Regions from separate parts of the Homo sapiens genome. Here region 1 is linked to region 2. A link is a loop called in an ENCODE intact Hi-C map of the cell type or tissue named here. Cell type or tissue: CD14-positive monocyte. All regions are shown on one strand. Each heading gives the region's core, and the rest is flanking DNA. Links, peaks and the distances in the headings are about the cores only.

Region 1 (16,445 bases), core at 7,833-11,832, 51 kb before region 2:
CCTCAGGTGATCCCCCGGCCTCAGCCTACAAAAGTGCTGGGATTACAGGCATAAGCCACTGTGCCCAGCCGGCTTTGCTTTTTATACACTGACTGCATTGTCGGCGTTGACAATATATATATTTTTAAATTAGCCAGGTGTGGCCGGGCTCAGTGGCTCATGCCTGTAATCCCAGCACTTTGGGAGGCTGAGGTGGGTGGATCACCTGAGGTCAAGAGTTCAAGACCAGCCTGACCAACGTGGTGAAACCCCGTCTCTACTAAAAATACAAAAATTAACTGGGCATGGTAGTGTGTGCCTGTAGTTCCAGCTACTCGGGAGGCTGAGGCAGGAGAATCGCTTGAACCCAGGAGGCAGAGGTTGCAGTGAGCCACGATAATACCACTGCACTCCAGCCTGGGCGACAAGAACGAAACTCTGTCTTAAAAAAAAAGATTAGCCAGATATGGTGGCATGTGCCTGTAGTCCCCGCTACTTGGGAGGCTGAGGAAAGGGGATCACTTGAGTTGAGGAGTCCGAGCCTGCAGTGAGCTGTGATCGCTTCTTTCTTGTTGTCTTTGTGCGGGTGTTTGTGGAAGAGATTAGAAGTTGAATTGGTGGACTGGGTAATGCAGATGCGGGTGAACATCATCCAATCTGTTGAGGGCCTGAATAGAACAAAAAGGCAGAAGGAGGAGGAATTTCCTCTCTGCCTGACTGCTTGAGCTGAGACATTGATTTTTTCCTGCCCTGGGACTGAGACTTACATCATTGGTGTTCCTGGTTCTCAGGCCTTTGGACTTGGATGGGAATTTATACCACTGGCTTTCTGGGTCTCCAGCAGGCATATGGCAGATGTTAGAACTTCTCTGCCTTCATAATCCTGTGAGTCAATTTTGTATAATAAATGTCATTATATATACATACACATATACATATATAAAATGAGATTTATTATAGAAATATAATCAATACTATATATATACATATATGTATATATTTATGTGTATGTATATGTACAGTCATGCACCACAGAATGATGTTTTGGTCAATGATAGATTGCACATGGAATAGTGGTCCCTTAAGATTATAATACTGTTTTTCTAACTATACCTTTTCTATGTTTAGATATGTTTAGGTACACAAATACTCACCACTATGTTATAGTTGCCTACAGTACTCAGTACAGAAACATGCTGTACAGGTCTGTAGCCTAGGAGCAATGGGCTATACCATACACCCTAGGCGTGTGGCAAGCTATATCATTTAGGTTTGTGTTAAGTGCACCCTAGGATGTTTTGCAACAACAAAATCACCTAATGATGCATTTCTCAGCACATATCTCTGTTGCTAAGTGATGCCTGACTGTATGTATGTATGTATATATATATACACACACATATAGATATGTATTTGTATGTATACATATTCTATTCCATTTCTACGGAGAACCCTGTCTAATATTCTTGGAATCACAAATCAGCCTCAACCTTTGCCCTCTCCCCGAGAATCTTCTTTCTTCCACTCAAGTATGCAGCTCATGGCAACCAGCTTTTTCTAAATGAAATACCTCCTTTAAAGGAATATAAATCTTTATTGACTGCATGCTATATTTCAGGAATGGGGCTTGGTGTTTTGATGTATATATGATATGGTATTTTATTGAATTATTCAAACAACCCTGTGAATGTGGTATTATTATCCCCATTTTATTGATGCCTGACGAGGCCTACCAAGGGAACATGAATGCCCAAAGTAACATACTAGGAAGTGGCAGAGCTGGGGTTTGAATCCTGGTCTGTCTGATGAAACCCCTATGGTATACAGCTGCTTTTATTCCATTGATTGACACCTGGCCTCATTTCACAATGGATTTGAGGCTGCTTACAATAAAACACAATTTAATAAAAGAGGAAAAGAGAATCAGGCCTAAAGAAAATAGAAACAGCAGTGGAAAATCAAGACCAGGTAAAGAACTGTATGAATATGAAGAACATCAGAGCTACAGTTAAGAGTAAGGATTGTTGTTGGCTCTGAATTTCCAGGCTGCCAAAGCAAAATGGGAAAGCCAATTAGTTTTACAATTTTCATTACCAGAAGCAAGTGATTTAGCAGAAGCTAACAATAAATTCTAAAAGCCATCTTTGAAAGCTGTTAATGATACTGTCAATTCTTTTTTTTTTTTTTTTGTCAAATGATCCTTTATTGAAATATTTTCCTTTGTGCTTAACTGGCTGGGCATTCCATGGCACCACTGTTGATGTCATCTATGATGTCATGAGGGTGGTGGCCATTAACATTACAGCCCACAAACTGGGCAGTCCCCAGGATCTCTTTAATGGTTCCAGAGAGTTCTTCTTAATACTTGGTATCTTCCATGTGCCACTAAACCTAGTTTTGGATCGGAAGTCAATATTGAGGAAAAAGTATATCTGTACCGATGTCTTCTGTATCTGTTTATCTGTCTATACGTGTATGTGTGTCTCTATATGTATCTCTATCTGGTCTGTGTCTCTGCTGGCATCTGTATCTGTAGCTATGTATTTATCTGGATCTGTATCTGTGTCTACATCTGCATTGGTGTCTCTATATGCATCTACATCTGTGTCTCTATCTGTATCTGTGTCTCTAGATGTTCTCTTTCTCCGTATGTGTGTGTTTTTCTGTCTCTACATGTATCTGGTTGGTGTCTCCATCTGCATCTGTATCTGTGTTTCTGCATGTATCTATATTTGTGTCTCTCTCTGTATCTGGTCTGTGTCTCTACCGGTATCTGTATCTGTACCTGCTTCTGTGTCTCTCTGTAGATTTCTGTCTGTGTCTCTACCTCTAGCTCTATCTGCACCTGTTTATATATTTGTATCTGTATCTGTCTCTACCTTGTAGTTACCTGCACCCATATGTGTATCTGTCTCTATCAGTAGTGTATCTGTGTCTCTGTTTCTCTGCCTATACCTGTATCTGTGTCTCTCTGTAGATATAGATCTGTGTCTCTGGCTGCATCTGTCTCTACCTTTATCTGTATCTGTGTCTCTTCCTGTATCTAAGTCTGTGTCTATGTCTCTACCTGTGTTTATATCTGTATCTGTTTCCATTTGTATCTGTGAGCCTATTTGTATCTATATCCGTGTCTGTATCTTTAACTATATATGATTATATACTTGTACCTGTATTTGTTTTTAATTTTTTTCTCTTTTTTTCTGCTACTACTTCTGAGGCAATTATACTTATATTTATGTCTCTACTGTATCTACATCTGTATCTGTGTCTTATTTGCATTTGGTGTCTGTCTATGTGTATCTATCTGATTATGAATCTCTGCCTTTACCTGTACCTGCATCTGTATCTGTATTTTTGTCTCCCCTTGAATAACTATCTGTATATGTATCTATACCTTTATCTGCATGTGTCTCTAATCTATCTGTATCTGTATCTTTATGCATCTGTCTGTGTCTCTTCCTTATGTTTGTTTGTACATATATCTGTGTCTTTACTTAATCCTGTATTTGTGCCTCTACTTGTATTTGTTTCTCTGTGTCTATCGGTATCTGTGTTTCTACCTGTGTCTATTCCTGTATCTGTGTCTATATCTCTGTTTGTACCTATATCTGTGTCTACACCTGTATCTGTGTCTGTATATGTATCTGTATCTGTGTCCTTACCTGTATTTGTATCTGTACACATATGTGTGTCTTTATCTGTATCTATGTCTCTACCTATACATGCGTCTGCATTTCTACTTGTATTTGTGTCTCTTTCTGTATGTATATGTCTCTCTTTCTCCATTTCTGTCTCTGCCTGTATCTGTGTTTCTATCTGTACCTGTATCTGCATCTTTACCTGTATCTGTGTCTCCACAGTTATCTGCGTCTGTATCTGTGTCTTGACTTGCATCTGTACCTCTACCTGTATCTCTTCTGTACCTGTGTCTATATCTGTGTCTGCACCTCTATCCATATTTCTTTCTGTACATATATTTGTGTCTCTATATCTGCATCCATGTTTTTACCTGTATCTGTCCTTGTATCTGTGTCTGTATCAGTTTATGTGTCTGTGTCTGTTGTATCTGTGTCCCTATCTACATCTGTATCTGTGTCTCTATTTGTATCTCTGTCTATACCTGTATCTGTATCTCTACCTTTATCTGTATTGTATCTGTGTCTTTCCATTTGTCTGTATCTGTTTCTGAATCTATGTTTCTGTCTCTATCTATGCCTGCATCTATGCCTCTCTCTATATTTGTATCTGTGCCTGTATGTGTATCAGCTTCTGTCTCTACCTGTATCTTTTCTGAACTGTGTCTATATAATTTCCTGTATTAGTGTTTCTACCTTTATCTGTATCTCTCTCTGTACCTTTATCTGTGTCTCTATATCAGAATCTGCATTGCTACCTTTATCTCTGTCTCTATCTCTTTCTGGATCTTTGTGTGTACACGTATGTTTATCTGTATCTGTCTACCTCTATCAATATCTCTTCCTGTAGGTGTATTTGTATTTGTGTCTCCAGTTATATCTGTATCTGTGTCTCTACCTATATCTATATCTGTGTTTCTCTTTGTGTCTGTGTCTCTAACTGTATCTGTATCTGTGTCTCTACTTGTATGTATATCTCTATATGTAAGTTCTGTACCCGAATCTGTATTTCTATCTGTATCTATATCAGTGTATCTAATTTTATCTGTTTCTGTGTTGTACCTGTCTCCATTTGTATCTGGACTGTGTCTCTCCCTGCATATGTATCTATGTCTCTGTTTCTATCTTTACCTCTGTCTCTATCTGTATCAGTATCTGTGCCTCTATTGTATTTATATCTGTGTCTGTGTCTCTATCTTTATCTCTATCTGGTCTGTGTCTTCACCTGTATCTGAATTGGTATTTGTGTCTCTACTTATACCCCTGTTTCTGTATCTGTGTCTTCATCTGTGTCTGCATGTGTATTTCTCCCATCCGAGTACTAGCCAGGTCCAACCCTGCTCAGCTTCTGAGATCAGAGAAGATCAGGTGCATTCAGGATGGTATGGTCATAGTGTAGACTGTCTGTATATTTCTACCTGTATCTCCACCTGTGCTTCTACCTCAGTCTCTACCTGTGTCTCTACCTGTATCTATGTCTCAATATGGATCTCTGTCTGTATCTGCATCTATGTCTCCATCTGTATCGAATCTGATCTATCCCTGTATGTATATTTGTCTCTATGTCTTCTTGTATCTATGTCTCTATCTGTGTCTCTACCTGTATCTGTGTCTGCATTAGTGTCTCTACCTGTATCTCTCTGCTCCTATGTCTGCGTCTCTGTATCTCTATCTTTGGCTCCACCTGTGTTTATGTCTGTGTCTGTGTCTATCTATATTCATGTTTTTACCAGTATCTGTATGTTTGTCTAACTGTATCTATAGCAGTACTTGTGTCTCTATCTGTATCTGTATCTCTACCTGCGTCTGTATCTATGCCTGTATCTGTGTCTTAATATGTATATCTTTCTGTACCTGTATCTGTGTCACCATCTGTATCTATATCTGATTTGTTCCTATATGTGTATTTGTATCTTTGTCTCTACCTGTATTTCTATTTTTATCTGTATCCATGTCTCTACCTGTACCTGTTTCTGCATTTGTGTCTCAACCTGTATCTCTCTCTTCCTGTATCTTTGTCTCTATCTGTATCTCTGTGGCTGTACTTATGTCTATATTCTATCTGTGTCTATCTGTATTTAGGCCTCTTCCTGTATCTGTATCTATGTCTCATCCTATATCTCTATCTGTGCCTGTATCCGTGTATATTTATATCTGTGTCTCTACCTGTTTCTACATCTGTGTTTCTATCTCTATCTGTGCCTCTCTGCCTGTGTCTATGTCTCTATCTGTATCTGTGTATTTGTCTCTACCTGTTTCTGTATCTGTGACTCTTCCTGTACCTCTGTCTGCACTTGTATCTCTACTATGGCTCTACATATATCTTTATCTGTGCACCTACACCTGTATCTGTATCTGTGTCTCTTATTATTTTTGTTTTCAACACGTATCTCTATCTCTATCTGTATTGCTGTCTCTACCTCTATCTCATTTGTATCTGTGTATCTACTTGTACCTCTTTCTGTGCCTATATCTGTGTTTCTATTTGTATCTGTGCCTCTCTCTGTATCTGTATCTGTTTCTCTATATTTATCTGTATATGCATCTCTACTTGTATCTGTCTGCATCCATTACTGTGACTAGACTTCTATCTCTGTTTGTGTATTTGTGTCTCTACTTAACGTCTCTCTCTGTATCTGCATCTTATCTTTATCTGTATACGCATCTGTATCTGTGTTTCTGCTTGCATCTCTATCTGTATCTACATTTCTGTGTGTCTTGTCTGTGTCTCTTCCTATATCTACACCTGTATCTGTGTCTTATCAGTACCTGTATCTGTGTGTCTCTACCTCTTTCTATACTTGTTTGGTAAAAAGACTAGGAGGATGTTCAGAAAAATATTAGTAGTGGCTATTTCTTTAGTCTTGCTCTGTAGCCAGGCTGGAGTGCAGTGGTGTGATCTTGGCTCACTGCAACTTCCATCTCCTGGGTTCCAGCGATTCTCCTGCCTCAGCCTCCCAAGTAGCTGAGACTATAGGCATGCACCACCACACCCAGCTAATTTTTGTATTCTTAGTAGAGATGAGGTTTCACCATGTTGGCCAGGATGGTCTCGACCTCTTGACCTTGTGATCCGCCCGCCTCAGCCTCCCAAAATGCTGGGATGACAGGCGTGAGCCACCGCGCCTGGCCGTAATAGTGGTTATTTCTGGATTCCAGGATTATGGATGATTTTTCATTTCATTCTTATACCTTCTATCTCACCAAGTTTTCTACATCAAAAAATTACTTAAATTTTTATTTTGTTACTATTTTGAAACACTTTTTTTGTTTAGTTAGTTTAAAGACAAAAAAGAGGTAGGCCTGCAGATTTGATAGACAGGCCAGCAAATACAGTTGGGAAGGAGTGGGATAGTCTTAAGCTTGTGTTCCTAGGAGCCCCCGAAGTTCAGTGTGAGGTGCTTTAGGCCTTCAAACTACCCTCACTCAATTCCAATGGGACAGGCTCTGAGTTCATCTTCTGCCACCATGTAACATTTTGTTTAGAGAAAGGGCTTTATGGCTAAAAAAAAAGTTTGGAAAGTGCTGCAGTAGGGAATGCCATCGGGGAAATGAGCTTAGACCAAATTTTGGGATCATGTCCCAGATGTCAGTGAATATAATCGGACTGGCAGCATTTAGTGCTCACCACTCCACACAGGCTGGTTGCAAAAAGTCTTTACTCAAGTCTCTATTTACTTAAGATTTTTCACTGGCTGAGCTAGCTGAACCCAGCTCAGAGGGACTCAATCCCTCTGGCTGAAAGAGACTTTGGTTCTACACATTACGAAGCTTCAGCCTAGGACAATAATGCTGTTAAAATGTATCCTACTGATGGCTGGGCGCAGTGGCTCATGCCTGTAATCTCAGCACTTTGGGAGGCTGAGGTGGGCGGATTACCTGAGGTCAGGAGTTTAAGACCAGCCTGGCCAACATGGTGAAACCCCATCTCTACTGAAAATATAAAAATTAGCCGGGTGTGGTAACACATGCCTGTAATCTCAGCTACTACTTGGGAGGCTGCAGTGGGAGAATTGCTTGAAGTAGGGAGGCGGAGGTTGCAGTGAGCCGAGACTGCGGCTGAGATTGCGCCACTACACTCCAGGCTGGGTGACAGAGCGAGACTCCATTTAAAAAAAAAAAAAAAAAAAAAAAGAAAGAAAAAAGAAAAAAAGTATCCTACTGAGAATCCATTGGTATCATTGTGTTTATACTTTGTCTCAGTAAAACTATCTCTGTCAAACTCCATCCGTTTCTCCCTAGGTGAGCTCCATTGTGGCTACAAATAGGTCCCAAGAATGTTATGGGGACATATGGACAGAGGGACAAACAAGCAGAGAGGAAAGATGATGTGGAGACATAGGGAGAATGAATGCCAACTCTGTGCCAAGGAACACTTAAGGCTGCCAGAGGGTAGAAGAGAGGGCTGGAACAGGTTCTCCCTCACAGCTCAGCTCTCAGAAGGAACTCAATCTCCCAACACCTTGATCTTGAATTTGTAGCCTCCAGAACTGTTAGACAATACATTTCTGTTGTTTAAGCTGCCTGGTCCTTGGCATTTTTGTTATGGCACTCCAGGCAAACTAATACAGGACCCAAGCATCTCTGCTGGGGAGAGCAGATCATAGGCTACGATCACTACGAGCACTGTCTAGACCAGCACAGTCCAGTAGAAATATAATGCGAGCCACATGTGTAATTTTAAATTTCTTACTAGCTAGATTTAAAAGTAAAACAAAAAACAAAAACTGGAAAAGGGTGGAATTAATTTTAGCAATATATTTTATTTAACTCATTATTTGCAACATGTAATCATTTCAAGACATAATATAAAATTATTTTTAGTCTTTGAAATCCAGTGTGTTTTTTTTTTTCTACATCTCAATTGGGACTAACCCAGTTTTAAATGCTCTATGAACACAAGGGGCTTGTGGCTCCTGGATTGGCCAGCATGAGTTTGCAGCCTAGGTCCCTGCAGTGGACCTGTGCATGGAGTGCCCTCAGACTTACTTCACCGGCAGCCAGTCAACACCAAATCGAAATGAGACTGGACCTGACTTATAAATATGCAGATCAGTATTAGAAAGACACATTTTCTTGAGTAGTAATTCCCAGGCAAACAGCTCTTCAACCTACACTGACTTGAGGCAGATCCCTGATATCCCCGCTTCCACCTGGCATTTAGCTCTCCCAAGCCATTGGATACCTCGGATATATATGCCCACCTTGGTGTGTGCCTCAAATGCTGTTCAGACTATGGCTGCTGATGGCTTCTGTGAAGGAGAATCCTGCAACATGCTCCATGTTTGTTGAGGGCTCCAGTATCCTTCATTTCTCAGTATGAACACTTGATTCTGTCCTCAATGCTCTCCCTCACCACCTACCTGCCATGGTGCTTTCCTGGCTCCCTTCAGTAAAACATACCTGCTGGGCACTGCTCAACCTTCCAGCACTGCCTTCCTTCCCACCTACAATTTCAGCTTCCTTTCTGGTTTTACTTTTTGGATTTCAGGGAGCTCAACTCACAGCGTTTCTCTTCCTCACTGGAGCCTGCAAGCAGTTGAGACCTAAAACAAAGAAGAAAGGCACAGATAGACTCTCCTTACCTCCTCCCTTACCTGTAGGCTTCCTGTCTGGCCAAGGGCAGTGTAGAGAAAGTGGGAAATGGAAGAAGGAGCTGGCCTACCAATGCCTAGTTTCTCCTTTCAAACGTACCCACCACCTCACTTACTTATTATTGTTTGTGGTGAAACATTTGAAATTTACTCTTAGTTATTTTGAAGCATACAATGCACTATTATGGGCTATAGCCACCCTGCTGTGCAATTGATTTAATCATTCCACATTGCATACATATGTCAAAACACCACTTTGAACCCCATAAATGTATACAATTAGGATTTGTCAATTTAAGAATCATATTAGTGAAAAAAATTAAAAAGTTACAAACTTGTCTATCATATAAGGCAACTTCTCCTCTCTGAGGAGGAGGAAGTGGGTGTTCTCCTTGCCCCAACATGACTCAATCACTGAAGCTCTTGAAATGACACCAGAAAATTGCTGTTGCTATGTAGTACTCTATCCTGGACCTATGTGCAAGAATCAGACAACAGTCTTAGAAACCTATGTGTCATCTCAGGGGTGCCAAGGTACATGACAAATGGAAACTTGTTTGTCAGCAGTTGCTCTGTCCTGCTGATATGGTGGTAGAGGGGCATATGTCTATCAATGTGGTGGGCTAATGTGGGGATGGAGTGGCAGAGACCCTGCACCCCTCAGTTCTAGTAGGAGGCACTGGCTGTTCCTCCTCTATGTGGCTCCACTCTAGGCATTCTTTCCACTTTCAACAGTTATTATTTGAGTGTGTAGGTGCCAGGCACTGTGCTGGGTACTCAGGGTTGGCAATGAATGAGAAGATGTTAACTTATTCAATCAACACTATTAATTGGAAGCCTACTATGTGCCAGGCACTGTTCAGGGCTGGTGCATGGTGGTCAATATGACAGATGGAGTTCCTGCCCTGCAGTGGGTAATGTGGGAGGAAAATAAACAAGTAAGTAAACAGATGTACCAGATGATGTCAAAGTGAGTAATGGATACTAAGGAAATGAGGCAGAATAATGTGATAGAATGAGGAGGAAGTCGCTATTTTAGAGTGGGAAGTCAAGAGAGCCCTTTCTAGAAAGGTGGCATTTGAATTGAACTCTGAATGATCAGAGGGAATGATCAGAGGGAGGCAGAGAGTGGATGACTAATTCGAGTGTTCAACGTAAATGCAGCAGCAGGTGAAGAGGCCCGGAGATGGGAACTAACTTGATATGTTTAGGGAAGGGAAATATAGTAGTAGACAATGAATTGAACTGTGAATAACCAGAGGGAGGCAGAGAGTGGATGACTAATGCGAGTGTTAAACGTAAATACAGCAGCAGGTGAAGAGGCCCCGAGATGGGAACTAGCCTGGTATGTTTAGGGAAGAGAAAGATAGTAGTAAGAAATGAGGCTGCAGGGAAGGCAGAGGCCTGGCCATGCTTGGCATTGGAGGCCATGTTTAGGGGCCATGGAAGACCTGAGTATACACTGAATAAATGGCAGCTAATGTAGAATTTCTGCATCTCAGTCCACAAATTTTGGGCTACCAGGAAGGTCTCATTAAAATAATTCTTTAAATCAATTTATATTCAACTCACAATACCAGGATGGCAGAAAATTCTATTTCAGTCACTAATGGGGCTTCATCCCAAGATCATGCCAAAGTCTAGAGGTGTTCTCAAAGTCCAAAAGCCAGTGGTGGCTCTTGTAACTTTGGTCTATAGTGGTTCCAGCTGGGATGTCTTTTGTTCAAACTCTCAAGGTCCCCTGATTCCAGCCTATGCTTGATAATCTTTGCCTAGTCTGGGGACCTACTTAGTCTGCCCACATCTCCAGCTGCCATGGGAACTTGGAAACACTCTGAAAACTGCATGAAGGGCTACAAAGTTTGCCTATGAACACTGCTGCGAATTTCACTACTATTTCTCATTGAATTAGTTTTCTAAGGCTGCTGTAACAAAGCACTGCGAACTAAATGGCTTAAACAGCAGAAATTAATTTCCTCACAGTTATGGAGGCTGCAAGTCCAAGACCAAGGTGTGGGCAGGGTTGGGGTTCTTTCTGAGAGCTGTGAGAGAGAATCTGTTTCAGGCCCCTCCCCTAGCTTCTGGGGGTTTGTTGACAATCTTTGGCATTCCTTGGTTTGTAGAATCATCATCTAATCTTTAATCCTCTGCCTTCATCTTCACATGGTGCTCTCCCTGTGTGTGTCTCTGTGTCCAAATTTCCTTCTTCTTCTTCTTTTTTGTTTTGAGACAGTCTTACACTATTGTCCAGTCTGGAGTGCAGATGCACAATCTTGGCTCACTGCAACTCTGCCTTCCGGGCTCAAGAGATCTTCCACCTGTTTCCTGAGTAGCTGGGATTACAGGTGTGTGCCACCACACCTGGCTAATTTTTGTATGTTTTGTAGAGATAGGATTTTGCCATGGTGCCCAGGCTGGTCTCAGACTCCTGAGCTCAAGTGATCCTCCTGCCTTGACCTCCCAAAGTGCTGGGATTACAAGCATGAGCCACTGCACCCAGCCCCAATTTCCATTGTTTATAAGGATATATCAATCATGTTGGATTAGAGGCCACTCTAATGACATCATCTTAACTAATTACAACAACCCTATTTCCAAAGCAGCACATCACATTCTGATGTACTGGGGGTCAGGATTTCATATGAATGGGGGTGGACACAATCCAACCCATTAACAATCATCTTATTTCTTCATTTCACTGCCCAGCTTGCTCCTGACCCCAGCCTTCAGGCTGACTCTGCTCTAGGCTTTCACGTGGGCCTGGTACAACTTGTTGAGAAGGTCAAAGTCATTATTTGGGGGAAAGTAGCTCCAGGGTAACCCCAAGGACAGGTCTGTGGGGCAAAAGTCTAGTGGAGGGCAGGTCTCTGTGAAGAGGTGCTCAATTATGGAGAAGTAGTGGCTCCTAGATCTGAAGCTGGAATTTGGGAGGATGGTGTGTCAGTCAGATTGGGCTAGGTAATGCTGCAGTAACAAGCAACCCTCAAATCTCAGTGCTAACTCAATAAGGCTTACTTCTCACTTTATTCTATGTATCCATTGCAAGTCATCTATCACCTGACTCAGGGCCCAGGCTGAGGGAGGTGCCATCCTCACCATACCTAATACATTTGTAGTGAAAAGAGAAAGACACACACACATGAGTGACACATCAGGAGCCTGGATTACTGCCCTGAGCAACTGGCAGCTATGAGAGGGCCACACTCTACAAGTGTCAGGGACAGCTATGCCAGATTGGCACAGAGAACTCTGAGGGTGAATGGGCCTTGTGCTAGGCAGTGGTGTCTGGGATAGCCTGCCTCTATCACCAGCTGCCTTCATGAGAGTGGTGCATGTCCGGCCCCAGCAAAGGAGAGAGAAAGGAGAAAGAGGAGGAGGAGAAGGAAGAGGAAAAGAAGAGAAAGGAGAAAGAGGAGGAGGAGAAGGAAGAGGAAAAGAAGAGAAAGAAGAAGAGGAGAAGGAGGAAGAAGAGGAAGGGGAGGAGTAAGACGATGACAATGGCAAATTTGAGCAAGCTGTCTAAACCTCTGTATGTGAGGAGAGAAAGTCATGCAGTACCACTCCTGGGGCTCAAGAGGAGGGAGAATCATCCCCTCTTGCCCTTTTCTGCCTTCTGCCATGTGAGAATGCAGCAAGAAGGCCCTCATCACATGCTGGTGCCTTTATCTTAGTCTTCCCAGCCTCCAGAACTATGAGAAATAAATTTCTGTTCTTCATAAATTACCCAGTCTTGTGTGTTCTGTTATAGCAGCACAAAATTGACTAAGCCAAGGACTCCACTCCCTGCCATCCCTGACCGCAGCTCTGGGACAGGATACTGCTCACTAACTCTTGGACAGTCATTCCAATACTCCCTCTAAAATATATGTCTTGAATTGGTCCACTTCTCTCCTTCCCCATGGCTGCTGCCCTAGTTCAAGTCACCATCATCTGTCACCCTTACTATGGCAGTAGCTTATTTCTGGTGTCCTGGCTCCAATCCTGCCCTTTATAATCCATTCTCTATATAGCAGCCAGAGTGAGCCTTTTGAAAATGTAACTTCAACTCATGTCACTCCTCTGCTTAAAATCATGCAATAGTATCTCTTTGTACTTAGAATAAAAGCAAACCTCCTTCCCGTGACCCACAAGGTCCTATAGGATCTGGCTGCTGCCCACCCCCAGCCTAATTTCCTGCCACTTTCCTTCACTTGCACGTACTCCAGTCACACTTTCCTGCCTCAGGGCCTTTGCACATATTCTTCCCTCTGCCTGGAATATCCTTCCCCTACTCTCCTCATGCCTGGCTTCTCATCCATTTGCATTTGGCTAAAATGTCCCTTCCTTTGAGAGATGGCTCCTTATTACCCTCTCTCAGTAGATGCCTCCTTCTCTCCATCCTCTGTCAGGGTACCCCATTCATTTCCCTCATGACACTTGGCACAGTTTTTGAATAAGTATTTCTTTGTTAATTTTTGTTCTCCCTTTAGACTATAAATTTCATGAGGGCAGAAACTATGCCTGCTTTATCCATCATTGTATCTCACAGCCTAGCACAGCTCTTGGCACATAGTAAGCCTTTAGCATATATTTGCTGAATGAGCAAATGAATGATTAAATAAATGAATGTATTTGTTTGAGTTTAGTTTCTAAGGATTTGTTTATTTCCTGGCACTGAAAAACAAGGTAGGAAGGTGAGAAGCATGTTGGAAAACTGAAACTGAATTCTAGTTCAAGATGGCCATTCCTGGAAGGTCAGATACATAAAACAGAGAATTATTTGGAGATCAGGGTGGAACTCAAGAAATATACCAAATATACTGGAACTCAAGAAATATACCAAACACACTGGAATATACCAAAGACAGTCCTAATCTTAGAAGGGCCGCAGGCCTTTTGGAGTATTTTTTGCTACTTCTGGTAATACTCATTGTCCATTGATGGCAAGTTCTGGGGCCATGAAGATGGTGCCAACACAGGCGTGACATGTTTGAGGCTGACTAGAGATGGCACTATATAAAAGGAAATGTATCTGGCTGTCCATAAGAATGTGATGACTTCGTGGAGAGACACAAAGTACTGAAAGTCTCTCTTGGCCAGATAGAAGTGTAGTGTATGCAGTCAGTGCTAGGATTATTAGCTCTAGCTTTCAGAAAAAGTAACTGAGGCTCAATTAAGTCCATTGTCCAAAGTCATTCTACTACTATGTAGAAGGCAGGCAGGCTGATCTTCCCCACTGGTCATTGTCCTGTGTTAGACTCTCAGTAGGTGGTGGGGGAAGGATTGGAGCCTAGAGCTTGTATCTGAGCAGCACTATCATTGGCAATGCAGATATAAATGTACCTGCTTTGTGATAAACTGTGGGAGGGTCTTAATCTCTGGCTGTGGTGAGTGGAGGTATTTACCTTGATAAAGGCCCCCAGATAATTCTGAGACACTCTCCGCCTTTCTAAGAGCACTTCCTCCAACCACCTGACCCCTTGAGAACCACTGCATTAGAAGGCACATGGGAAACAAGTTCTTAAGAAACTGACTTTCATTTAATGAGTTCATTACAAAGGCTGCCGAACATATTCCCAACTAGAGGTCAGTTACACCTACATTTCTCAAAGTCGCACAATCACTGACACTCGGGGTCATCAAGGTGACAGTGAGGCTTGCAAAATATGCAAATACCTTCTGAGTGATCAAAGGAAGAAGTTCTCTTTGGTGGAGTATTGGTGTTCTCTGTGCTTGGTATATTTCAGTTTTCTGGATTGAGCTCATCAAGGTCTGGGAATTCACAGTAATTCTGTTCGGCAGACACTTGCATTAACCAGAATATACAATCCTATTTCCCTGGCCACTGCAAAGGTTTTATTGCAAATACAGTCCCTGAATTTCCCAAAGCTTTTTCACATATGAGCAACTTGGTTAGGACTCTATGCTTCAGTTTTACCAAGAGCTTGTTTGCTTTGAAAGGACTGCCACAAAAAATAAAAAATAAATAAAAGCAAAAATTTCTGTTGACTGTAAAACTGCTCAGTGAATGATTTTTACGTACACGTATGGACCAAGGAAGCAGGCTCTGGGCCCCTCTGCCTCCAACCACATTCCCAAAGTTCTCACGCTTGTAAAAGAAAAAAAACATGTTTGTTTCCCTTTGATTTTTATGGGACTGTAAAATAAATTAAATGAAAAAGCCTATAGCCTTAAACTACCCAAAAGTGGAAAATGGAAAATTCACAAGCCAAACTCCTGTGCATTGATTCCTGGAGGCTCTTCAGAATAACTCCAGTGGTCACATTTCGCTTTCACATTCAGCTTAAGTGGCACCTCCTCTAGGAAGTCTTTGAGCATCCCTGTTTCCTTATTAATTATACAGTTCATTCATCCATCTATCCATTCATTCAATAAGTACTTATTGTGGATCTACTATATAATATCAGGCACTGATGAAGGTGTTTTGTAAATAGGCAGATAATAAGGACAAAAACACACAAAATTCCCATCCCTCATGGAGCTGACGTTCTAGTTGGGGGATACTGACCATATAAACAAGATAAAGAAGTAGGGTCTATAGTACATTAGAAAGCGGTAAATGCTATGGATAAAAGTCACGCATGGAGAAGGCCAGCAGTGCCAGATGGTGAAAGTGGTGCTGTAATTTTGGACTTGAAGGAGGTGAGGGAGTGTGCTGTGTAGCTGTCTGGGAGATGTGTATTTTAGGCAGGGGAATGGCATGTGCAAGGGCCCTGAGGAGAACAGTGTGTATGAGGAACAGTAAAAAGATCTGTGGGCCTGCAATGGTGTGAGTGAAAGTAGAGCTGTAGGGAATGAGATCACATGATGATCTCCTCCACTGCAGCATAAACATGTTCCTCTTGCAGTGCGATCACACCTTATCATCATTATTGTTACAGTTCTTAGTTGGGTTTTCTGGGAAACAGATACTGAGGCGGAGTTGTGTGTGCTTTCGGGATCAATGCCTGGACAAGGGAAGGACAGGAAGCCCAGTGGGCAGAAGGAGCAGTTGAGCTGCAGTGAAGTCACAACAAGGATTTGGTCAACCCCAAGGGGAACTTTGGGGCTGGAATGGCTCTTCAGAGTCATTCAGAGCTGTGGAGAGGGGCTGGGCCATTATACCCCTCCTCTTCCCACATCAACCAGTCACTGGATGGAGCTGTCCCTTGAAGGGGATGTGACCTGGAGCTAGGCTACTCTTTTCAGCTGTGAACAATTCCTGCAAAAGCTGACACCAGAACAAGCTGACACTTGA
Region 2 (16,445 bases), core at 5,853-9,852:
TTTAGCATAATTTGGATTTGAAAGCCTGAGAATGATAGCCAAAAAGAAAAGAATAAAAAATGCTAAATAAAATGCTAGCAAATAGAATTCAGCACAATATCAAAAGAATGATGAAACACAATTAATAAGGATTATTCCATATGCAGCTATCCAAATGCCCACTTAACATCTCCTTCTGGATAGCTAACGGGCATCCCAAATTTAACACATTCCAAACCAAATTCCTGATCTTCCTTTCAAAACCTGCTCTTCCTGCAATCCTCATTTCAGTCTATGACAACTCCATTCTACTATCTGTGACTCCTCTGTTTCTCTCATGCCTCATAGCCCATCTGTCAATGCATCTTGTGGGCTTTTACTTTCAAAATATATCCATATGTAGTCATGTGCTATATAATGACGATGTTTTTGGTCACCAAGGGACCACATATATGACTGTGGTCCCATAGATTATAATATGGCATTTTTACTGTGCCCTTTCTATGTTTAGCTATGTTTAGATACACAAATAATTAACCTTGTGTTACAGTTGTCTACAGTATACAGTATAGCCACATGCTGTACAGGTGTGTGGCCTCAGAGAAATAGGCTATACCATACAGACGAGATGTGTGGTAGGATAGGCGTGTATCCCATCTACGTGTGGGTAAGTGCACTCCATGAAGTCTGTACAATGACAAAATTGCCTAACAATGCATTTCTCAGAATGTATCCAGGTTGTTAAGTGACATATGATTGTATGTCCATAAGCTACCTCCACTGCTAGTTCTGTGGTCCAAGCCAAGTTCCCCCATCAGCTCTCACAGAGATGAGTGCAACAGATTCCTAAATGGTATCCCTACTTCCACTTGTGCCCTTCCCCAACCTATTTCCTACACAACAGCCAGAGTGATTTTTTTTCACACATAATCAGCTTGTCACTCCCTCACTTAAAACTCTCCAAAGGCTTCCCAGTCACAAAAGTCATCTGGCCATTCCTCAAACATGCCAAATGTATGCTTGTCTTTTGTATGGACATTCTATGTTTATTTCTGTTTATTGCCTCTCTCCACCATTAACGTGTGAGCTCCATGAGAGCAGAGACTTGGTTTGTCTTTTTTGCTGTTGTATCCCCAGAGCCTGGAACAGTGCCTGGCACACAGCAGATGCATAATAAATGTTTTATGAATGAAGGAATACCCCAAAACAAGGGTGATTCAACATTAGAAAATTCACTGTTTTAATTAATCACATTGGCCAGTAGTTCAAAGGTGACTGAGCACATAATTTTAATGGACACCAAAGAGATGCTTGATAAACTAGCAACCATTCCTAGTAGAGGACTTTGATGAACTTCCTGATTTTAAAAAATCAATTTCAAATGAAAAGCCCAGATCATAGCTGATTGTGAAACCCTAGAGACATTCTCATTAAACTCGGACAGAACATGAAGACCTTTATCCTATGAGTGTATAGCCCCAACTTAATTTTTCTTCTTGTACTTGTATTGGGACGGAGCATCAGATGCTGGGATAAGTTCCTCACACATGTTGTTTTATTTTTTTATTTTTATTTTTATTTTTATTTTGAGGTGGAGTCTCGCTCTGTCGCCCAGGCTGGAGTGCAGTGGCGCGATCTCAGCTCACTGCAAGCTCCGCCTCCGGGTTCACACCATTCTCCCGCCTCAGCCTCCCGAGTAGCTGGGACTACAGGGGCTCACCACCACGCCCGGCTAATTTTTTGTATTTTTAGTAGAGACGGGGTTTGACAGTGTTAGCCAGGATGGTCTCAATCTCCTGACCTCGTGATCCGCCCGCTTCGGCCTTCCAAAGTGCTGGGATTACAGGCGTGAGCCACCGCACCCGGCGCACATGCTGTTTTATTAATCATCATGCCAATCCTATGAGGGCAGCGGTATCCTCTACTGACAGTCAATATAATGGTGCCTCTGCAAAGTTAATCCCTTTCCCAAAGTCAGTGAGTACAGGAGGCAACTAGGATGCAGACCCAGGGCTGGTGGAGGGCAAGGGTCTGGCTCACTTGAGCCCCAGAATAAGAATGAGCATCAGAATGATGAACTCTAAATGGCCCACAGGCATAAAAGTAGTTCATTCTCACTAATTAACGGAGAAATGTAAATGAAAGCTATAATGCCTATCAAATGTCAAGTCTTATTTATTTATTTATTTATGATATTTTAAGTTCTGGGATACATGTGCAGAACATGCAGGTTTGTTACATAGGTATACATGTGCCATGGAGGTTTGCTGCACCCATCAACCTGTCATTTAGGTTTTAAGCCCCGTATGCGTTATGTATCAAATGGCAAGTCTTTTTAAACGGGTACGAATGACCACACTATTCGTGAGAGTACAAATTGGTGGGCACTGTCTTTCAGCACGGGAGAGTGAAAATGGTTTAGTCTTTCTGGAAGGTAATTGTCAGCTCATAGCTTAAGCTGTGGGACTGTTCATTTGCCTTGACCCAGCAATTCTGCTTCTAGTAATTTATCCTCAGAGAATAATTTAGGATGTGGGCAAAGATTTAGTTACAGGGATATTCAGTGCAGGGTTCTTGTACACTATGAATTCAATTTTTGATATATCTATATCTCTTTACATATACATTCATATCTATCTACACACACACACACACACACACAGAGAGAGAGAGAGAGAGAGAGAGAGAGAGCGAGCCTGGACAGGAGTATACTAAAATATTAACAATGATTTTTTCTGGATAATCAGATTACATGTGATTTTTTGTTTCCTTCTGAACAATTTGCTCTATTTTCAGAAGATTTATCATGATAATACATTATCGCTATAATTAGAGAACACCATAAAATTATTTTTGTTTTGGAAATAAGGTGGGTGCCTTCTTCTCACATGCCTGACATTTGAGGTGGGATCGATCACTGTATTTCATTCAACAAATAGGTTCTGTACCAGGGATGGAAATATATCAGTGAATGACAGACCCCAAGACCCTGCTCTCAAAATGTCTTTTATATTTACCCACATTTTACTGTTCGTGATGCTTACCATTCCTTTGTGCAGATCTAAGTTTCCATCTGGTGTAATTTTCCTTCTGCTTGAATGGCTACCTGTAACATTTCTTATAGTGAAGTTCTGTCGGTGACAGATTGTCTCAGCTTTTTCTTTCATCTGAAAATGCCCTTATTTTATCTTCATTTTTTGAAGGATTTTGTCCTAGATAAAGAATTCTAGGTTGACTATTTTTTCTTTTCTTTTCTTCTTCTTTTTTTTTTTTTTGAGATGGAGTCTCACTGTCACCCAGGCTGGAGTGCAGTGGTGTGATCTCGGCTCACTGCAACCTCTACCTCCCGGGTTCAAGTGATTCTCCTGCCTCAGCCTCCTGAGTGGCTGAGACTACAGGCGTGTGCCACCACACCAGGCTAATTTTTGTATTTTTAGTAGAGACGGGGTTTCTCCATGTTGGCCAGGCTGCTCTCGAACTCCTGACCTCATGTGATCCACCCACCTCGGCCTCCCAAAGTGCTGGGATTATAGGTGTGAGCCACCGTGCCTGGCCTAGGTTGACTTGGTTGACTATTTTTTAATTTCAGCAAGCTAAAGACATGTTTCCATTTTCTTCTGATTTGCATTGTTTCTGATGGGAAATCAGTAGAAATTTTCTTTGTTCCTTTTCATGTAATGTGTCATTTTTTTCTCCTGTTTTTCAGATTTATCCTTTATTACTGATTTTCAGCCTTTTGATTATGTGCCTTGGTGTGATTCAATTTTTAAAATTCTGCTTAGCACTTGTTGAGATCCATGCCTGTCTAGGTGCAGTCAGGGCTCTTTGTGTTGACGTATTTGGGTTAAAATTATTTAAAAAAATTGTAAGATACCTAGGAGAATGTTTCCCATTTTACTTCTGAGTAAACAGAGGCCTAGAAAAGCAGCAATCTAACCAGGGTCCCATAGGATAGTAGTAGGAGAGCCAAGTCTCAAACACGTCCTTGCCTGTGAAATGAGTGTCATAGCCTCAGCCAACATTTCCTATTTAGGGGTCTGTGACAGTGTTTTATGGGTTTGATAAACTTGAAGATGGTGATAACTCCTGGTTTAATTTCAATTAAAATTAACAACATTAAAAATTATTTAAATATTTCCCCCTTTAAAACCAGACCAGTTTGAAAGTATCTCAATAAGTGTTGAGTGAAAATGCGGGTTTTACTGTAGATGTGGTTAATATCAGTTTATAATTCAGCTAAATACTTCTATTCCCCATGGTCATTTTGACTCATTATACAGTTTAAATTGATTTTATTCTTCTGTAAAGAAAATATTGACTATTTATATTCGTAAAGGGCTACTACTTCAAGACATAGACATAAGGACCACATGATATTCAAATACAAGCAAATGAGGAGGATAAAATGATAATGATTTTGCAATTTCACCTCATGATGATTTTTAGCAGATATATAAGTTACATTCATCTCACAAAAATTCCTATAAAACACACTAAGAAATTTCTATTACTTCAAAAACAATGTTAAGAAGAGAAAATATAGTGGCAGGGACCAAAATGATTTGGTCTTTCATTTATTTGGAATAGACATGAGCAAGCTGTTTTTGGAGAAAAGTGTTTATAACTACAGCAGCCTTAAATGTTGTCTCTTAGCTAATCATGTAGACACAAGATCTGTAGATTTCAAATAATAACTACATGATTTTTAAAGTTTAAATACAAGAATCCAAAACATTAGGCCACAAAAGTAATTTTTGTCCTGCAGTATTTGATCCTGTAATAAGTGTGTTTTTGTTTATTTTTAATTACAAAAATATTTCTTTGGTAGAGTCAGGGTTTTGCTATGTTGACCAGGCTGGTCTTGAACTCCTAGCCTCAAGTGATCCTCCTACCTCGGCCTTCCAAAGTCCAGGGATTATTGGCATGAGGGATTTTTGGTGTGAGTGTTTATGAGTGATGTGTGTGTGTGTGTGTGTATGAGTGTGTTGGTGTATATGTGTAAGTGTGTGTAAACGTATATATGTGTGACTGTGTGCATGTGTATTTAAGCCTGTGTACGTGTCTGTGTTTCTGTGAGTTTGCCTGTGTATGTGTGAAACAGCCCAAGCTCTGGGGAAGAAAATCTAGATTCATATGACAGTGGAACAAGAAAATTCAAAACCACACAAACTTATTAAATTTGATGAAATAGATTCCTGATATCCTGAATGGAGCTGACAAGAGCCATGTCATCTCTTTCTGTGCTCATTTGGTGGTAGTCATGTAGCAGTAAGGATGCATGCACATGTGCACGTGTGTGTGTGTGTGTGTGTGTGTGTGTGTGTGTGTATGTGTGGATGTGTTGAAGGGGGGCCAGTGGGAAGCACTCAACAAAGTGGATCAACCTGTCAGCCCAGGTTCAGCCAACTGGGTGCCCCCTGGGATGAGGGCAGCTGTGGGTGCCAGCAGGTGAATCCATGCTGCCAGCGCAGAGTGGAAATCTCCCCAGCTCTTTGGTTGGTTCTCCCTTCTTGTCTCCCTCCCTCATTCTATCCATCCCCCATCGCCCACCTAGGACACACACACCAAAGTGGGCTCAAGCCTCTGTCTTTAATAAGCTCAGAAGACAGTAAATCATGGTAATGAGAAAAACAAGGAGCACATCTGCTCCCAATGAAGCATTGCATATGGGTTGATCAATTGCTCTAGAAATTGTCCTTTGGACATTATTCACGATGAAGCTGTCCTGTTAGAGTACAGTTTCCCATACATAATTGGATGATGTGTCAGACTGGTTGTGGGTCCTTCTAGTGGGACCATCATGATGTTTTCAGTTTAGGCCATTTTAAGGAATTTGGAGTCGCGTTACCAAAGTGCTTTTAATTTTTTTTTAACCTTAGAGTCCATTTTCACTGAAAAACAATTTTAGCAATGGTGGTGAATTTCCAGGAGCACCTTCTGGCTAAAAGACATGCTTTTGACCCCTGAATTGTTTTTAGAGTCTCCGATCAACATTAACCTCTCTACCACCATGAATTCACATTTGTTTGTGGCAAGGACTGGAGACAATTTCTGATTAAAAGCATTCACAGGCCCGTCTGTGAGCCCCTTGAGAGTACGCTCCTCTAAACCAGCTCTGACTCTCCCAGAGCCACAAGGGTAGGGAGTTATAAGTATATATAACCTTTTAGGGCTTCCAAGGACTGCTGATGCAATCAGCACATGGTCATTCATTCACTCATTTGACGCTGGTTTAGACACTTGAGATACACCAGTGATGCAAAGAAATATCTCTGCCCTCTGAGGTTTATGGGACAGCAGATAGAGAGAGACATATAATATTAATAGCATCATAAATAAGGAAATAGTATGTACATATGTTAGCAGGTGCTATGAAAAAAAGAAGAGCAGGATGCGGGGGATGTTACGAGCATTAAATGGAGTGGTCAGGGAAGGCCTCAGTGAGAAAATGTCATTTGAGCAGCCTTGAAGGATGAAGCTGACATCAAAGGGAGGTGCATTCCAGCAGAGGAGATAGGCAGAGCAAAGCCCCGAAGCGGGCATGCGCCTGCAGGTTTGCGGAACAGCAAAGAGGCCTGTGTGGCTGATTGGGAGAGAGCAAAGGGAGGAGAGTAGGGTGAGTGGATAGAAAGGTGATAGCATCAGATGACATACAGGGCCTCGCAGGCCATGGCAAGGACTTAGGCTTTGACTCTGTTGGAGATGGGAGCCCGTGCAAGCTTTTGAGCAGAGGAGGGGTGGGTCCTCACGTGTGTTTGAATGGAATCACTCTGGCTGCTATACTGGGAATAGATTGTAAAGCTGCAAGGGTGGAAGCTAGCTAATGTAGTAATTCAGGTGAGAAATGATGATGACTTGTCCCATTCGCTGGGTTGAGCTGCTGAATTGAGAAACCTGCCTCTAAGATAATGGCAGGAATTTAGCAGGGTAGGTTTTAAAGCTGTAAGTGGACAATGTTTTTTTGCTACTGAGGGTTCAATTTGGCTTCCAACTCCCCTGGAGCTGGCCGTGTATATTAAGCGTGAGCGCGGGGTCTAGTCCTTCAGGTTCTTATAAAGGCAGACCCTAAGGAGAGGCTGCTGCTCCCAGAGTGAGGCTAAACATGAAAAATCCTTCACAGCTGTGGGGGAATCTGGGTCCAAGGACGTGGGGGTCTGTTTGGGGAGCAGGGGTCGGATTCCTGGCCTGGAAGACAGGTGGGAAGGAAGGCTTACTGCTCTTTGACTGCCTAGCTGCCTTCAGAAGCTGCCTGTTATTAATGGCAGTCTCTGGAAGACTTCAGGACACACAGAAGGAGAATGGAGAAGGCTCTCTCATCTTTCTTTCCTGGCGTGCTCTGAACAGAAATGTGAGAAGATTGCAGCCTCTTACCCCCGCCCCCATGGAGGAGCTCAGGAAAGGGGGTCTGTAGGTACACCTGGGCAGGAGGCTTTCTGGAGGGGGAGGAAGCAGCGTACCTCGGAAGCTTGGGGGTGAGAGTGGCAGCAAACTCCAGGGAAAGGGCTAGTTGGAGGGCCTTTGCAAGCCTTAAGTCCATCGTGCAGTTCCAGGGACATCCAGAATTGTGTATAGGGTCAGTATTCAGGAGACCGGGCTTCTGGTCCTGGCTGCACCGCCGTGGCCTTGAGCAAGGCCCTGTCCCCCTCTGGGTGCCATCCCTCAGTAAGGAGAGGCCAGGTGACTTCTGGGGCCTTCCAGCCAGGACACGAGGGACTGCGGCTTAGCCAGAAGCCAGTTTCTCCCGCTGCGCTGAGCCAGCTCCGCAGAGGACGCCGACGCAGGAAAGCACGCAGAGTCCGGACTTTAATAATGCACGCGGCGGCTCGCTCAGAATACAAATGCGGCGGGCGGCAGCGCAGGGGCGCCCGCCACCCTGTGGTCAGCCTAAGCACTGCAGGCTGCGCTGCGGTCTTGGAATTTATTTCACGTGGGGCGGGGCGCGTGGGGAGTGAAGGTTGGAGGGCGTCAGGAGAGGGAGGTGGGTATAGGGAGGCGGTGAAGAGCGAGGCTCCAAGAGAGCGCAGCAGCTCCCGCAGCTCCCCTCTCCTGGCTGCAATCGGTTTCTCGTCCACAGCCCCTTTCTGACCATCTCTTGGGGATCTTTCTACACATAGAGTCACAGTTTGACTTTCCCTTTCCCAGTCTCAGCTATGTGGACTGTTCAATGGGAGCAATAGCACTCACTTCACAGGGTGATTGGGCGGTCATTATTGCCCTTGAGCCTGAGCAAGCCCCGTGTTTCAGGGGCCCCATGCTTTCCAGTGCCTTCTAAGCAGGAAGCTCCCCACCAGCTCCTGGAACCTCTGGACCGACCAGAAGGTAACCCCAAGCCCAGACTACGGACCTGCATGAAACCTGGTACTGGTTTCCCTTCTCTGGGCTCCCTTCAGTCCTCTATTTTCCACCTGACCCCCTGCAGTCAGATATCCTGAGAAGCTCCAGGACTCCCACCTATGGGAATCATCCCAGGGCGCCATGCTTGGCCTCTGCTGAGGGTGTTTTTGGGAAAAAAGATTGCTCCCACTGGCCAGCAAGGTATTTCTTTCATAGGAGCGAGACAGATTAGGTCATCAGGCTGGTACCGACACACGGATTTTGGTAACTCAAATAGTCTATATAGACAGGGGCCCAGTACACCTTAGGGGTGCCCTGTGGCAAACAAATATGTGAGGTGCTGCTGCCTGTGCTGTTTATTGATAAGGAATGTCGGAGCATTAATCCCCTCATTCCACAAATCTGGAGCACCTTTTCTGTGCCAGGCACATTGCTGGGTTCTGGGCCCTGCCTCTAGACTCAAAGAACCTCTGTCTTCTGAGACCTTTTGACCGCTCTGGCCTATGGCTCCTCTTCAATTTCTGAAAGCTGTCTTCTGCAGGCTTCCAGGACACCACCCTCTCTTGGCTTTCCCATGACCTCTCTCTCCACTGTAGGATTGTCTGTCCCTCAGGTGGGTCTCTGTTCTGGACTCCTTCCCTTGTTTCTTCCCACACTGCCTTACCACCAAGCTTGTCCACACCCAGGACTTGAATTGCCACTGTGTGCAGCCTGAACTGATACCCCTACCTCTAGCTGTGCCCTTTCTCATGAGCTCTAGAACCATATACTCCACTGCTATGGGGGCATTGCCACATGGATGTCCCATAACCAACACCCACTCACTGTGTTCAAATTTGACCTCATGATCTCCCCCTCCCCCACAGGTTTCATGGCCACTCAGATCTAGTGCAAACTCCTTTCCATGACCTACAAAGGCACTAGTGCCCCAGACCCTGCTTGCTACCTCATTCTCCAACTTCCCATTGACATCAGTCTTTTGGTCCTCACAGAGCCACACACTCTTTGTCCATGCTATGCCCTCTGCCCCTCTTATGGGTTTATCAGCCCCTCCTGCCTCATTGTCCACCCAATTCATACCAGCCCCCACCATGTACCACTTTAACCCCTGTCTTCTAACACCTTCAGTGCACCCCTACCCTGGCGGTCCTGCTGCTGCATGGGCCTTGAGGACTCTAGCCATCCACTGTCTTCTGGAGTAGAACTCCTTTTCTACTAAGCTTGTTTTAGTGTTTCTCAACAAAATGCTACTGGCATTTTGGGTGGGAGAATTCCCCATTGTAAGGTCTTTGGAGGACTTATAACATGTCTGGCCCTTACCCTCTATATGCCAGCAGCACATTCCGCAACACCAGTAACTGTGACATTCATGAAACCTACATGCCCCTTTCCGAATACTGCCTGGGGAAATCTCCTTCTCTGGGCTCCCAGTAGATTGTACCTCTACTGATTGAGAATCACTCTAGTCTTTCCTGTTTGAAGACCTTTCTTTTGGGGAAGTGTGGATGCAAAATAAGAGCTGAGTAGCTTTGCTTTTTGTCTGTCACTTATTAACTTTGTGCCGTCTGCTTCAAGCTGGGGGTCAGGTAATGATAGAGGATGCCAGCCATTTAGAAATGGGAAAACAATTGGGAAAACAGAGGGTGCAAGTGACACAGGGGTTTATGCCAGGGAAAGGGCATAAATCAGTGGTTCCAGGGCAGCAGAGCAGCTCATGGTGGGAGTATGAAGGTACCAGGTCCAGCTCCCAAGTAAAGGGGATTCTGCTCTTGCCTCCTGGAGGAGCCCACCTGAGGCTATCTCCCTTGGTCCTGGATCTGCCTCAGGGACCACAGGGCCCAGCCATACCATTTGGCATCCTAGAGCTCTTGGCTCAGAGGGGGAAGAGGGAGCTGAGAAAAACATCTTTGCCTTATATTTGCTAGACCAGAGGTTCTCAACTCTCATGAGTATGGGTCTGAATTTCAGTTCAGAAATATTAATGTGCAAGAAATATATATGTTTCTTCTAAAACAAACTAATTACTGATGCCATATCTTATTCTTCCAGGATGTCAGAAAGCTTAACCTCAGGACTCCTCCAGGGTTGTGCCACAAATCAGAGACCTTGGACCTATGACCCCATCAACCCAGATGCCTCAAGTAGTCACTCACCCCATTCCCCTACCAAATTTTCTCAGCCACCTTGGAGTGCTCCAGAATCACCTGAGATGTGTGTTCAGTCTCTTGTTCTGCCCTCAGGTCAGACTCAGTCAGTGTCATTTGACCCTTACTATACCAACAAACAGCATTGACTGCACTTTATATGTACTAGCCATATTGCTGAGCATGCTGCATACACCTTCTCAGGTGGAGGCTGCCAAGAGTTGGGCTAACTGTTCTGGCTCTACGGTTAGACTACCTGTATTTGAATTGGATCACTGCCACTGACTGGTTGGGTGACCTTGGGTGAACCACTTATTCCACACTTCGGTGTCCAAATTGATAGAATGTCCCAACTTCATAGAGTTGTCATGAGGATCACAGATTCAAATACCTGCGAAGGGCTTGACATAGAGTAAGTACCACAAAGTATTTTGTACTATTATTAGTTATCCCCATGATACCATGAGCTAGGTATTTATTACAATGTTCATTTTATAGATGAGGGAATTTTGGCCTACAGAAATCAAGTAACTTGCCCAGGATCGTAGACAGAAGTGACAGAACAAAACCTCAAACCAAGGTGGTCACATTCTAGTGGTTAATGTCATTGAGCCTATGGCTACTGATATGGTTTGGCTCTGTGTCCCCATGCAAATCTCACCTTGAATTGTAATAATCCCCACGTGTCAGGGGCAGGACCAGGTGGAGGTAAATGAATCATGGGGGTGGTTACCCCCATGCTGTTCTCGTGTTAGTGAGTTCTCATGAAATCTGATGGTTTTATAAGGGGCTTTTCCCCTTTGTTGAGCATTCACATGAGATGCAAATATCTTCACAGTTTTTGACCACTCAGAGAGGTCCATCCACATAGCAAGTGTGCAAAAGAGGGGCCTACTTACCATGGAGAAGAACTCACAGGCTCAGAGAAGTGGCTTACCCAAAGTTATATGGTCACATGGCTCATCAGTGGGAGAGGTGAGATTTCCACTATGGCTAATTCCAAATCCCTCGCAAAAGTGTGTAGATATGAAAGGGTGAAGAAGGCTTTGGAAGCATTGAATTGACTCAGATTACTAACTCAGGGTAAAAACAAATGATGGCTCATGTTTCCGTTGAAATGACAAGCAGATGAGCAGCATTTTAGAATGAACTTGTTTGATGAGGATCATCAATGGTGAAATGTCAGTCTTCATCTTACTTGAGTTTTGAGCAGCGCTTGATACGGTTGCTCACTCCTTTTTCCTTTGAAACACCCTTCAATGGCTTCCAGAACACTCCTCTCTCCTGGTTTTTCCTGGTACTTTACAGATTATTTCTCTTCAGTATCCTTTGCTGGCTCCTCCTCATCAGCCTGTAACTTTTCCTCTTTTTTTTTTTTTTACATTTTTTATTGTGCTAAAATATATAAAACATAAAATTTGCCATTGTAACCATTTTAAATATATAGTTCAGTGACATTAATTACAATCACAGTGTTGTGCAACCATTACCACTGTTCATCTCCAGAACATTTTCATGATCCTAAACTGAAACCCTATACCCTTTAAGCAATAACTCTCCATCTCCTCCCCCCTCTGATAAAAGTGCTTATTAATTCCCATTCTACTTTCTATGTCTATCGATTTGCCAATTCTGAAGACCTCATATGAATGGGATCATATAATAATATGTGATCATTTGTGACTGGCTTATTTCACTTAACATCATGTTTTTCATGTGTATCCATGTTGCAGTGTGGATCGTTACTCGACCTTTTGTTTCTGAATAATGTATGTATATCCACATTTTTCTTATTCATTCATCTGTTGATATATACTTGAGTTGTTTCTATCTTTTGGCTACTGTGTATAATGCAGCAATGAGCATTGGTATACAAATACCTATTTGAATCCCTGTTTCCAATTCTTCTGGGTGTAAACCTTGTCCTCTTAATTTTGAAAGACTCCAGCAACCAGTCTTTGTGCTCTTCCCTTACTATGTTCTATGTGATCCCACCTAATCTCCTGAGTTTAAATACAACCCAATGCTGCTGTGTCCCAAATGCCTATCTTCAGTCCAGAAGTCTCCCCTGAACTCCAGACTTCTGTCTGCAGCTACCTCTTTGACTCCATCACTGGGTTGTCTGGTAGCGTCTCAAAGAACAGATCCACGCCAAACACTTTCTTGGTATTTTTCCCAAACATGCTACTGCTGTATGTTTAGTAAATGGCAACTCTGTTCTTCCATTTGATCAAGCCCCCAGACCTTGAAGTCTTTGCCTCTTTCCTCACTTATTACAGCCAACCCATTGACTTGTCAATCCATTGACCAATCCAACACAGTTTGTTGACTTTAATAATTTCACAGTATATCCAGATTCTGACCACTTCTCACAACCTCCATGACCACCACCCTGGTACCAGCCACCATCAGTCCTAGCCTGGGTTACTCTACTAATCTGCTAAATGGTCTCCTTGCTTCTGCCCTTGCATCTCTCACTCCATCATCTATTCCTACCCCAGCAACCAGAAGGGTCCTTTCAGAGCATAAGCCAGATTATGGAAAGTCCTTCAACGACGTAATCAAAGTTCCTACAATGGCCTACCTGATATGGCTCACTGTCTCCTTTGTGACAGATCTCTCTTCACTTCCCTCTTATTCACCACACTCTAGCCATACCAGCTTCCTTGGTTTCCTTCTAACACGCTGGACACACTGTTGCCTCATGTGATCTCATTTGCTGATCGCTCTGGCTCGAACACTCTTTGTCTAATCATATGCCAGTCTTTGCTCAAATGTCACCTTCTTAGAAAGTCCTTCTTTGACCCACTCGATTTAAAACTGTGCTCCTGCTCCCTTTCCAGTTTCTCCGTAGCACTTATCATCTGGCATACTCTATCTTTTACTTACTTACCGTTTGTCTTCTCCAACCAGAGCACCAGCTCTGTAAGAAGAGAGGCTTTTGCTTGTTCTGTTCTGTGATGTATCCTTAGTTCTAGAATAGCTTGGCACAGAGTAGGCACTCAATAAATATTTGTTGGATAAACACATGAATAAAAAAAAAAGTGTCATTTCAAACACAATCAACTGGGTACCACATCCTGTCTCAAACCAAAACTCTTTTTTCATAGTGCACTTCTATGCCGACTTTTTTGAAATCTGATGCCTCACTCCACACTCCCTCATCCCAGCATGGTTAAGGTCTCCATGTCCAAGCCCATATCTTCCCTGTGCTTTTCTCTGTATAAGCTTCATCAATATGTATGTATATGAGTCATTTTTTCCCAATCAAAACTGCCAACAATCTTGTCTGCACTTGCTGTCTCCTTTTTCTTACTTCCCACACATTCCTCACCTCACTCTGATCTGACTTCCTTTTCTATCATGTCACTAAAACAGTTTCTGTTAAGGTTCCAAGGCTCTCTGTGTCACCAAATCCCTTGGTCACTTTTGATCCTTATCTTTCTTCGCTCACATGCCTTCTTTTTGAAACCCGCTCTGTCCTTGACTTCCAGTCCCCAGCACTCTTCTGGTTTGTCTTCTATTGCTCCAACTGCTCCTTTGCAGGGTCTTCTTTTAGTCAACCTCTAAACAAAGAGTTTCTTAAGTTACAGCCTAAGACCTTCTCCTCTTCCTAGTGTTTACTCTAAATTTTCAGTCTCAGCCATCTATGGCTTCAGTCATCCCTGTACATAGACAACTTTCAAGCCTATACCTCCAGCCCAGACCTCTCCTGTGAGCTCCAGACCCATAAACTTATGGTTTGATGAACACATGTCCTCTTGGATATCACAAAAGCCCTTCAAACTTAACATGCTCAAAATCAAACTCATGATCTTCCTCCCTACTCTTTCTCCTTATATTCCTTCAGTGTTCCCTATATCAATGAATAGTACCACATTCATCCAATTGCAGAGCCAGAAATCCAAGTGTCATTCTTGCTGTCTCCATCTCCACCATATCGAATTCATCACCTAATTCTGACAATTTTACTTCCAAAATAGTGTATTTCAAGTTCACCAATTTCTCTCAATATCCACTATAACCACCCCAAGTCTAGCCACCATTATCTCTGGCCTCAACAACAGTAGCCTCCTAATTGACCTCTCCCTTTCCACTGTAGCATGCTCCAAGAACTCCCCATGCTACAGCCAAAGTGATCTTTTGAAAATGTGAATCAGATGATTTCAAATTACTGCTTAAAATTCTCTATGACTTCCCACAGTTCTTAGGAATCAGGCAGAAATCTTTTGTGTGGCATCTAGCTCTGGCATGTTGGCATCTAGCTCTGGCTCCTGTGTATACCTCCAGCCATACTTCTCACCTTGCACTTCTGTGTTGGCCCTCTTCTAGTTTACCAATAAATCCAATCCTGTTTGATCTTGCTATAGGGCTTTTGCAGACATTGTTCCCTTTGTTTGAAATGCTTTCCTTCTCATCTTTGCCTAGTTAACTTCTCCCCCCCTTTTTTTTCTTTGAGACGGAGTTTCGCTCTTTTTCCCCAGGCTGGAGTGCAGTGGTGCAATCTCGGCTCACTGCAACCTTCACTTCCCGGGTTCAAGCGATTCTCCTGCCTCAGCCTCCCGAGTAGCTGGGATTACAGGCATGTGCCACCACATACAGCTAATTTTTGTATTATTAGTAGAGACGAGGTTTCACCATTTTGGCCAGGCTAGTCTCGAACTCCTGACTTCAGGTAATCAACCTGCCTCGGCCTCCCAAAGTGCTGGGATAACAGGCGTGAGTCACGGTGCCCCGCCCTTCTCCTCATTCTTGATGTTCAGTGCAATCATAACTTTCTAAGGAAAGCCTTTCCTGACCTCCCTGATTCAGACAGATTCTCCCATCCTACTCCTTAATAGCACCATGTACTTATCTCTCCTTCGGAGCACTTTTCTCAGTTGCAATTCTCCATTTATTCATGGGATAATATAATTGATATCTATCTTTCCCATCAGACTAGAAGTCTATTATAACAGGTTCTTTTTATTTTTCTTCAGAGACAGGGTCTGTCTCTGTCACCAGGCTGGAGTGCAGTGGCATGATCATAGCTCACTGTAGCCCTGAGCTTCTGGCCTCAAGCAAGCCTCCCACTCAGTCTCTCAAGTAGCTGGAACTACAAGCGTGTATCACCAAACCCGGCTAACTTTTAAATTTTTTGTAGAGACAAGGTCTCCCTATGTTGCCTAGGCTGGTCTCAAACTCCTGGCTTCAAGCGATCTTCCCACCTTGGCCTCCCAAAGTGCTGGGACTATAGGTGTGTGCCACTGTGCCCAGCTGAGAAGGGGTTCTGATCTGTCTTTCCTTACCATTGTATTCCAGCATCCAATACAGTGCCTGGCACAGAGTGGGAGTTAAACAAATGTTTGTTGAATGAATTAATGACAAAGAGACTATTGGTGACCTTAATGAGAGCAACTTAAGAGGTGAGATAGGTAAAGGTAAGGGGCTGTGGTCAGAAAATGTGATGACTACATGAGGAATTTCAGAGGATCAGTACATTTGGGTCATGACTATGGAAGGGGTAGATTAGGAGTGGGGAGGGAAGTTTACTGAAATGAGATGGCTGGCACATGAAGCAGGGCCCACTACTCCTTGAAAGTCTTCATGGCCATATATGGTGACAGGCAGATGCAGGGGTATGAAGAGGGCTCCAGTGTTTCTTTGCTTTCCTCTCTTCCAAATTCAGGTCTCCTCAACAGTGGCCTTAGGCTCATTACTAGGCCCTTGGTTGTGGGTCCACAGAAGTGATAGCCACATAGAGGCAGCAGTTTCTCATAGACTGTCCCACAACTCCTCTTTGTCATTGACTTAAACAGCTAAACGTGCTTAACTTTCCATGTTTTCCTGCAAGCCCTGACTTGTCCACCACACCAGTGCTTTAGGGGGAGTCATTAGTAACTCTTGATCTGATCTTTCAATGCTCTCTTCTGGACCTTCACTTCCCAGCTCTTCCCACCCTTTTGCAAAGTCGGATTTCCCAGAATCCCCACAGTGGCTCTGCTTTCC

What was found. Hi-C counts contacts between places; a loop is a spot of excess contacts. Peaks named below come from ENCODE experiments on the same cell type or tissue, not always from the same donor. Only the 100,000 strongest peaks of a DNase experiment are listed, where the experiment ranks them.
Region 1: a loop joins it to region 2, with 3 times the contacts of the local background. A loop is called at or near these places in 1 of 110 quality-filtered maps.

Annotation. Positions count from the first base shown.
Region 1 is chrX:151,021,397-151,037,841 of GRCh38, forward strand. It overlaps the pseudogene RPL12P50 and the pseudogene RNA5SP525. Among named protein-coding and RNA genes, the nearest start is that of HMGB3, 46 kb to the left of the region's middle. In CD14-positive monocyte, for the core only: no CTCF peak of the experiment used is centred there; a DNase peak (open chromatin) is centred at 9,645.
Region 2 is chrX:151,074,685-151,091,129 of GRCh38, forward strand. No RefSeq gene overlaps it. Among named protein-coding and RNA genes, the nearest start is that of MIR4330, 85 kb to the right of the region's middle. In CD14-positive monocyte, for the core only: CTCF peaks have their summits at 7,856 (motif pointing left) and 8,057; no DNase peak of the experiment used is centred there; H3K27me3 peaks cover 727 bases.